Linked DNA regions of Homo sapiens: region 2 is linked to region 1. Evidence: read pairs that join two places in POLR2A ChIA-PET (ENCODE). Cell type or tissue: A673. All regions are shown on one strand.

Evidence for each region. ChIA-PET counts read pairs that join two places held together with the same protein. Peaks named below come from ENCODE experiments on the same cell type or tissue, not always from the same donor. Only the 100,000 strongest peaks of a DNase experiment are listed, where the experiment ranks them.
Region 2: POLR2A ChIA-PET joins it to region 1 with 13 read pairs; 1 of 35 experiments calls an interaction of 5 or more read pairs at or near these places.

What each region holds. Positions count from the first base shown.
Region 1 is chr10:20,011,370-20,016,369 of GRCh38, reverse strand. All of the region lies in intron 2 of PLXDC2 (plexin domain containing 2), which reads right to left. Among named protein-coding and RNA genes, the nearest start is that of PLXDC2, 200 kb to the right of the region's middle. In A673, no CTCF peak of the experiment used is centred here; DNase peaks (open chromatin) are centred at 1,839 and 2,129; H3K27ac peaks cover 4,646 bases.
Region 2 is chr10:20,629,208-20,634,207 of GRCh38, reverse strand. No RefSeq gene overlaps it. Among named protein-coding and RNA genes, the nearest start is that of MIR4675, 80 kb to the right of the region's middle. In A673, a CTCF peak has its summit at 4,860 (motif pointing left); DNase peaks (open chromatin) are centred at 2,277 and 2,807.

The DNA.
Region 1 (5,000 bases):
ATGGACTCCGTTTTACTTCCAGTCCAAACCACAAATGAGTCTTGGTTTTCTTGGTCAGAAAGGAAGTAGTCTCTCTATCCTTTTTGGTTTTATGTCTAACCCTCAGTTAAACACTACTTTCCCTACATCCATACAAGTTGCTTCAAATCAATGGATGCTTTATGAACATGAGCAAAGTACCCAGAATTGTTTCTTTTCTCAAGGAGATTCCAATCTCAGTTAGATTTTCCCCAGACTTGGTCTTTTGAAACAGTCCAGTCATTTCATGGCTTCTTGGTTTGGAGCGATATCCAGAGAGTTTAATTTTCCAAACCTTGATTTAAATAGAGAGGCCCTTTCACTTATTCCAGAAGAGAATGTACTTTATACTCGTGATGGCTTTGCCATAATGGTGACATGGGGAATGGTTTCAGACTACAGAAGTCGTTACTAGTATATGAGTTCTTAGTAAAAAGAAATACTTGGTTGAGAGGGCAAATTTGCCAATAAGAAAGGAGAGTGAACACGATGGTTGGAACAAACCGAAGTGGACAAGGCTCACGGGGATTTATGTGCTTGTATTGGAAGGAGGCCAATGAGGATGAGAGAATTGGAGATTGCCATTTATGGTGCCCAGAATGTTGGGTTCACCATCGTATCCTCTCTCTATCTTTTCATAATTTCTGATCTCTGTGTTTTTTTAATCGATTATACTTGGTCTCTTTTCATTGTCTCTCTTCCTTGTCTTCCAGAGCCACAAACTGGAGAGCATATAAAGTTTAAGGAATTCAGTGGAGCAAATGGAGTCTTGGCCAGTCTTCCATGTACCTGTTTAGTTTATGTTGATTGTAATGCTCAGTGAAATAACATCTAATTGAAGAGGACAATAAGTATCATGTACAAGGGCTATCCAAGCCACCATTAATTTCTCCCACAAAAGTCATTTTTAAAATCCTTTGAAATAATGCACACATGTTGAGTATGCACATACATATACATACAAACATACACAAACTCACACACAAACACACAGACACGTGCACACACATACAAATTGCCAAATTTCTCTTTAGAGACTTTGGAAAAAAAAACACTTTAGTATATTCCAACCTTGCCAAGACATAAGGATTTTTAAAAGCACTGCTGGCAATGCCAAGTTCTTGAGTTCCTAATTTTGCAACTGCAGCCCAAAGGAAGACAATGATACATTGATAAGGTGGCCATTGAGCAGAGAGAGGATGACTGGGGGAAAGCTCTGTTGGAATAAAATGGAGTAATGTGAGAAAATTAATATTTGTCCCAGATTCTGATTCCCTGCTGTCAACTCACTCCTGGCTTTATCTCACGGACTGCTTCAAAGCTGAAAATCATTTTCTCTTCCTCGATTCTTTCTGACAAACATTTAAAAAGTCAATAGAAAATCAGGAGGAACAGTGCCACAGCCATTTACCATTTACTGCAATTTGCATTCACCAGTGATCACTAACTGGAAAAAAAAAATGTTCTCTTTGAAATGTTTCAACATTGTCCTTAAGGAAAAGATAAAAATAGAGTTTTTTCTTTTGTGATTGTGTGCAGAATATATCACATTCTCTCTTTAGTAACAAGATAAGAGATATACATGGACAAAGCAAAATTTTTTAAAATCCTTGAAATGGCTGTTATAATTATTGTTCAGCAACAAAACTATCTGAACAAAGCCTATTAAATACATTCTAAATCTGCTCAAACCATAGCAAACTTATTCAAGGGAGCAAAATAACATTTTGACTCTCACGGCAAAAGTAATTTTAATTTCCATTTTAGTTACTTATGGACCAATAAGTAACTGAGCTATAGCTGCTTCAAGAAGGTGTCCTGAAATAAACAGATTTACCTTGGATGGGTTGATGACAGAAAGAGAGAAAGAAAGGAAAAAAAAGAAAGAAAGAAAGAGAGAGAGGGGAAGGAAGGAAGGAAAGAAGGAAGGAAGGAAGGAAGGAAGGAAGGAAGGAAGGAAGGAAGGAAGCAAGGAAGGAAGGAAGGAAGGAAGGAAAGGGAAGGAGGGAGGGAGGTGGGGAGAAGGAAGGAAGGAAAGTGGGGCGAGGGAAGGAAGGAAGGAAGGAAAAAAGGAAGGAAGGAGAGAAAGAGAGAGGGAGAGAGGAAGGAAGGAAGGAGGGAAGGAAGGAGGGAAGGAAGGAAGGAAGGAAGGAAACAAGGGAGGGAGGGAGGGAAGGAAGGAAGACTTCTGAATGTACTAAATCATGTTATTTCCTTATGCACATGATAGAAAACATTACTTTCCATAGAGTTTTGAGGAATAGTGAATGTAAAAGATTTCTCTAAAAAGTGTGTTTGCCTTTAGGAGATAATTTTACTATCATCTGGTACAATTGGTAACATGAGAAAAATTTCTAATGAATACTTATAATTTTGTTCTAGCACATTTCTGTATTTATTCATAGTTGTTTCCTTACAAAGCCTTATTTAACTACATTTCTCCCATTTGAATGTGACACTCTTCTATTCTGATGAAGATTAACCTCATTTACTCGTAAAAGAAATAAAGCAGTATCTGATTACTCAGTGGACAGAGGAAGATAAGTCATTTTTTATTAAAATATGTTAAAGAAAAAGAAGATGATCATTTATACCTGGTTTTTAAGATAACAGATAATTCTATAATCCTGTTTACAATGGACAAATGAATTGTTTTCAGTTCTTTGGGAAGGTTTGGTGAGATACCTTGTAAACATTTTCAGAGCATAGAATTTTAAATTAGCTTTTACTCTGTACTAGTTTTAAATGACAGAACTAGTAAAGATTTCCATTCAAATAATAAACACTGTGCAAAGCACTATAATCTTAGAAAAAGGAAGAATATTATAACCTAAATGTTCTTAGGAAAAAAACCGAGAATCAAAATCAATGCATTCATCTTTGAAAATTATAAAAATTTTCATTAAACCACAAAAGATCAGGGAGCATTATTTTTAGGTAAAAAATCCTGTCATGAAATAAAACATCTTCAGTTTTGGAAGTACCTAAAAGAGTTCCTTAATAAGAGGTGATATAACATGTGAATTTTAAAAATTTAAACAATATTAATTAAAGTTTTCTTTGTAAGTTTTTCTTTCAAATTGTTTTGGGCACAAATGGGAACCACACTGTGAATTCAAAATAAAAGAGATAGACGCTATGTAGGCAGGTAGGTAGATAGGTAGGTATGTAGGTAGATAGATAAACAGATTGATAGGGACAAATCTCTAGATATTATCTAAAAGGTGAATATTAATGATTTATATAGCTTTGTTCTTTAAGCTAGAGACTGCATAAATATATAAAGTTTACAAAAGAGTTAGAAATTACTTATAAAAGCCAAATAGTTCCAGCCGTAATAGTTTGTCACATTCATTCAATTCAGTGCAATGGATTCCAAACTATTACTTCAATTTAATAGCTAAAGCTTGAAATAACATATAGAAAATAACTCAAAACAACCGTTCCCAAGGGCTGCCAAGTTCAGTACTTTTGTTTCTAGACAGATTCAGACATCTATGCATTGCTCGGGCATGAACAGAAGTGTTTTCTTTCAGGGAAACACAAAAAGAAAACTAAGGCAGTCTCTTTTCATTCTAAACGTTACCATCTTTTCTTGAACATTTGAGTACTTGATGCCTTCTTTAATAGTTCATAGAGTGACATGTTAGCAAATATTTCTATCACAAACACAAAAGCAATGCATGGATAAGACATGCAAATATTTTTATAAGGAGACCCTTATCAAGCCAGATGCGGTGGTTGACGCGTATAATCCCAGCACTTTGGGAGGCCAAGGTGGATGGATCACCTGAGGTCAGGAGTGTGAGACCAGCCTGGCCAACAAGGCAAAACCCCATCTCTACTGAAAATACAAAAAGAAAAAAAAAAAAGCTGGGCGTGGTGGTGGCACTGTAATCCCAGCTCCTCAGGAGGCTGAGTCAGGAGAATCGCTTGAACCTGGAAGGTGGAGGGTGCAGTTAGCTGAGATCGCGCCACTGCACTCCAGCCTGGGAAACACAGCAAGTCTCCTTCTCCAAAAAAAAAAAAAAAAAAAAAAAATAAAAAAGAGAGAGAGAGAGAGAGACTCTTATCCCCTTATCTATCTTAGATCTGCTTCAGAAATACAAGGTGAAGTATAACTCCCTGAATATTTAGCAGAGTGTAAATATTAATCATTGCTTAAAAATAGAAACACAACTTTTCATACATATGTTTAGATAATCAGAGAAAAAAATTAAATGCCTTCTCTATTTGTAATGGCCTATCGATGTGTCTACCTAATAGTGTTTCCATCTAAGTCACAATATTTGACAAAGACACAAGAGACATTTTTGGGGAAGGTTCATAGAAAATTCTGGTTGCCACCATACAATTACAGAACGTCACTGTTTATCAGACACTATCATCCTTCATGTTTTCAGTGAATTGGTGCTAAATTGTTGAGTACACATTAATTTGTATGATAAAATAAATGGCAAAGACTCACTGTGATTCGTGTACCCAACTGGCATTAGTCTTTGTACATAAGTTCACGGACAGAGTAGATTCATCATACTACAGATCTTCATGGAAATAAGTAGTAGCTCTGATGTTCCCCCATATGCAGTAATAAAAATAATGCTATCAGCATGTCTGTGCCAACTCAGATTTATTTAGCCTTTGAGCTACAATCAATTCATTATTCCATTTGTGATTCTGAAAATCACAGGAAGAAAACCTAGTCTTTAAGGCCTAATCGATTGATATGGAATGGGATTGCCCAGTGAATGATCCCAGAAGCTCTCTCCTTATTGCCAGGAAAACAGATAGCTGAGAAGATGAGTTATGGCCCCCACAGGGACATGAGCTGAGCTGAATTCAATATTCCTTGAGCCCTGGTAACTCCAATCTAGGCGCTGGTGGATGACGTTTTTCACACTTTGCTAAACTGCTGGCAGTTAAGCCTGGACCATATGGTGTGGGATCCTCAAATGTGAATTTCCCTGTACAATCCCCCTTCC
Region 2 (5,000 bases), 620 kb before region 1:
GTGCAAATCTAAATGACTTTTAGAAAGTTTGTTTTTAACATGCGTGTTGCTAGTATAGCAAACACATTATGTGCTTTTATACTGTGATGATTTAATGTTCAAGACAAATAGTAAAGTATTTGCTTATACATTTTTTTATCTCTTAAAATGTAAAAAAGTCATATTTTTTGTCAGGAGCTTTTTAAATGTGAGCATGCAACTCCCTCTCCCGTAAGTTTATTCGTTATCAATGCCAGATACCTAAATGGTTACTCCCTTGCTCTGTCATTCAAATTCCCATTAGGGAGGTAATGAAATCAAGTAGAGGGCGGAGCTACGAAGACTTGTTCTCTGGTGCTTGATGACTCTGAATCCAGTTCCCTTTCTTTCTTTGTCCTGATGGCAAATTTATCTTTTATTTCCTGGAAGAATTTGCAGCCAGATGTATTACTCTAACATTTATGCTTCTATGGCAGGCTTCTTACAGTGGAGAAGGTTTGGGGAGGTGAAGGAAAAAAACTAAATAACCAAAGAAACACTTCTACAAAGAGAGAATGATACTTTTTGCTTTGCTTTTAAAATCTACCTTTATTCATTAAAATAATGCATTTCGACAATTCGTGGTTATGTATAACTGTTGGCTGAAGGAATATTCAACTTCTTCATTCACATTTTTATGGCTGGAGCAGTTTTTGCTCTCTGGGAAGTAGAAACTCTCTTGGGTGGAAGCAGCCGAGTGAGGCTGCCTTTCTTATTGTCTCTATGAGGGAGATCCAGTGGGCCCTATCTATGGTGTTTGCCCACAAATCATGATTTTGGCCTGAAGTCACTGTGAGTAAGAAGAGTGAGGAGTTTTACTAGCCACACTGAAATGATAATGGGAAACATCAAGGTGCAAATGCTGATTTGATAGTCACAGAGATTTGTTCAGAAATCCAGCAATTAGGAATGTGAAGGTTGGCATAAGCACAACAGAGGTCAAAAGGACAGAAGGGAGCTGTCTTAGATCATTTGGAACTTATTTTTTAAAAGTCTTTTCTGAGGTGACTTAAGTGAACTTCTTGAAGTAGAATGTAAAATTAGATAATGATGCATGAACATAAAGAGGACATTTGAATCGTATCATTGAAAAATCCAACGTTATAACAGTAGAAAAATTAAGAGGATATTTGGGGGCCATTCCTTTCCTTTCAGGATTGACAATATCCACCTCCCTAGGCTCCCACCACTTACAGTCAACTCTTAAGTCTCCTTTTGGGTACCTAAAGTGATACTCTTATTTTAGAAAGATGATACCACTTCCTGCTGTCTTCGAGCTCTGCAGTGGGCAGCCATGCATCTGATGTTCTGGCCAGAAGTCAGCAAGGGGTCCTTCTAGCTATCTATTTTGAGGTGAAAGAGAAATAAACATTTCCAAATACTATCCCATGGGTCATCTCCCTAGCTCACAGGCCCATAAATATACTTAAAAGCATCCTGACAATAGAGACATAAATTTTGTTGAGACACATCTTGAATGGAAAACATTTTATATTTCTAAAGTGCCTCTTCGGACTTATCTATCTAAGAGTGAAAAAAATCTCACAAAAACAGATTTTCACAGCTAGGTATATCTTTGAAGCTACATGTGACATTATTACGTGGTCATAAGACATCTTCATACCTACCCACTCCACAACAAACTTGGGTATGTGTATGCACATGTATGTATGTGTATGTGTATGTGTGTATGCATTTTCTTTAATAAAGGTCTCAGACATTTTCTATTCTGAAGAAGGCCAGGTTTTTAACCTCTTACTGGAATCAACTTGTAAATTAAGCTTTGAGATTTTCAGAACCAATTAGTATGTACCAAGTAGTAGCTGATACATAGCAAAAGCTGAAATGCTCATTGAATGAATGAATGCATGAGCTCATGGGAATGTATTCTCCTTTGAGCACTCTAAGAGCTGTGAGTCTAGACCTGGATATTTCCACCTATTATTTATAGCTCTAGTGATCAGGAGAAATTTTTTACTCACAGGCATTTTCAGGAGGTTTTCTCAAGTCAAAGTCTTGGAATTACAGTCGCCATAAGTGAACACACTTCTAAATTCTTATGACTTCATTGTGGCCTTTAACATATATTGCAGTCACCTGGCGCATCCTTAAGGCTGCATTGTCATTGCGTAGTTAGACACTTTGCAGCATGACAGAGAATGTGTTGGATAATTGGTTGAAACTGTTAAATTATGAGGACAAGCATCCTGGGCCATACACACCATGTATAATGTGTTGAGTCATCCACAGATAATTGAAATCTGGACTATGTGTGCAGGTTTTATAGTGGCCATAATCTCTTGTTTTGACATTTGAGACAGGAAAATGCCTCCTGCATAATGAGAATTAGTAGTTACCAAAGCCTTATATGCAGAAAGGCAACATTTTGACTAAAAATGTACCTAAAAGTGTGAATAATTCAAAATCTGGCTTATTTTATTTTAGATAGCCTGTTACCCCAATTAATAGAATAAATATAAAAGAAAGCCAACAAACATCTTTCCTGCAATGCTAAAGAATAAATTAATTGTACCAGATATTTTAAAATACTTTGAGACAATTGTAGGGATAGATTAACACTAGGCTTATTAAGTTTGCATTGATTTATCATCACCTAAATATCCCTTTTCTTCCCCAAGATGCTGACAAAAACCACAGCTATACAACTGGGAGTATGAGAAGAGCAACTAATAGCACATCAACTACTGTTTCCTGACAGTTGTGTGTATGCCTCAGATAATTGGTTCAAGTTTCTTGCCTCATTGTAAGACAGCATCTCCTCAGAGATCTCAGGAAATATGCTCATTTTTCCCAAATTGCATTAAATCGCATAAAGATTTTTCCCTCTAAAGATTAGCTTCTAGGAGGAATGGTTAACTATCAGGAAGCTGTACATTAGCTAGTCCAGTTATTGCTGCTCAGAATAAAAGCAAAGAATGGAAATATGAAGCCAGCAGCCTTCACTGCAGATGAGCAGGGGCAGGGGATATGATTTAAAAGAAACCAGACTGGCTTCACTAACTTGAATAAGCCCAGCCCAAAGAAAGAAAGAAGCTGCTCCTAGACTGAGAGGCTGAGGGACAGGTGTCTGGCTAGTTGCACTAAACCTTATTGATCTGACAAAAAGGTTAAATTCCGGGACATTGGAGTGCCCTTAACTCAAAGGGCACTTTGTTCCTTCTATTTTGTTATCTGTCAATGATGTAAAATTAGCTCTTACTAGAACTTGATGTGTAACATTCAAATCAAAAGGAAGCTTGTAATTATTTTCAGAATTTATTCGGCAAAAATTCAACTTATATAGAATCAGTCAAGATATTTCAGGCAGTGGTGCAACTTCTGTAATGATTTGGCTGATTGGTTCTCTTCTCCACTTCAATTGGTTTGTCTGATCATACATCCAGTAAATTTCCAATATCTGCATTCATGCTACAATCTCCATGCAGCCTGTCTAAGGAGTAAATAGAGTGAGAGGTAAGTAAATGACTACTTAATGGATATCTTTGAGAACAGGAAATTAGGGATAGAGATATTTTAATGTATCTTCTACTTTTAAACAGTATTATTCCCTTCTTTTGCATAATAACAGGTTTGAATTCATATCCTTTTCTGTTCTTACAACAGGAACAACAGCTCATTGTTGTTTCGGTATGTTACTCATACTGAAAAATAACTTCACAGTGAAAAAGTTTTCAGGGTGGTCACAGTGACTCACACCTGTAATCCTAATTCTTTGAGAGGCCAAGGTGGGAGGATTGCTTCAGGCCAGGGGTTTGAGACCAGCCTGGGCAACACAGAAAGGTCCCCACCTCTGCAGAAAATAAAAATTAGTAGGGATGTTGGCACATGCCTGTAGTTCTAGCTACACAGGAGGCTGAGATAGGAAGATTGCTTGACCTCAGGAATTCAGCATTACAGTGAGCTATGATCATGCCACTGTACTCCAGCCTGGGTGACAGAGCAAGATCCTGTCTCAAAAAAAAAAAAAAAAAAAAAAAAGTTTTCAACACTCCCTTCACAAAAATTTGAAACATCCATCTAATTTTCTATTTTTGAAGTAGGTAATGCTAATATATCTTATTGGCAATATGATACTATATTGACATATTTACAACACAATATAATTACAAACCTAGAGAGAAAGTAGCATGCATACATCTTGCTTGAAAGAGAAGTCTACAACCTTCTGTGAATACTGCATACTAGAAAAGCAAATTACTATTTCCAAGAAATTTGCTTTCAAATTTGTTTCATCACAGGCATACTAAGAATATAGAAAATATCACAGTGCAGACATTTCAAGAAGTATCCTACCTAGTTGGAATGGAGGCAGCCAGAGATGATTAGAAATACAGGAAGAGAATATTTGAATTAGAAAGGACTCATGCTAAAGTGGATATAATTACAAAATATAAATTAATGTATAAAATATTATATGAACAAGAGTAAAATTCAGAGGTTAATGAAACCAATTCTAGATTTCCATGGAATCTTATGCCTTGGGGAGTGAGGGAGAAGATACCAATGGTGGAAGGGAAACGCCAAGCCAGAGTCTCTTGGCCTCAGCCCCTTCTTTCTTCTTTTATTAATAGTGGGTGCTACCTAATATTAGGTGAGATAATATCAGACCAAAGAGGAACTATTTCCTCTGAGAATATATAGGAAGTCAATAAAAGAAGTATGTCACATATTTAAGTTTGACAATGTTAGACCTATAAGCTGTAATCTCATTCTATTAGTGGGTTTTAACTTTCTTAAGGAATCTCACTTTTTTCTTATAAACACCTAATTTTGTCCAGGCCTTCTAATGCTCTGAAGAATGCTGACACAATATGGTTTATTCTGTCTGGATGTGTGTTATATCACGTTGCCCCCTACTGATCAAGAGACACTGGGATACGTGAGCCAATCACTAGGACACCCATCAGTGAAACAAGCAAGATGGCTTAGCCAGATATCCACTGCTAGCCTCTATACAAGAG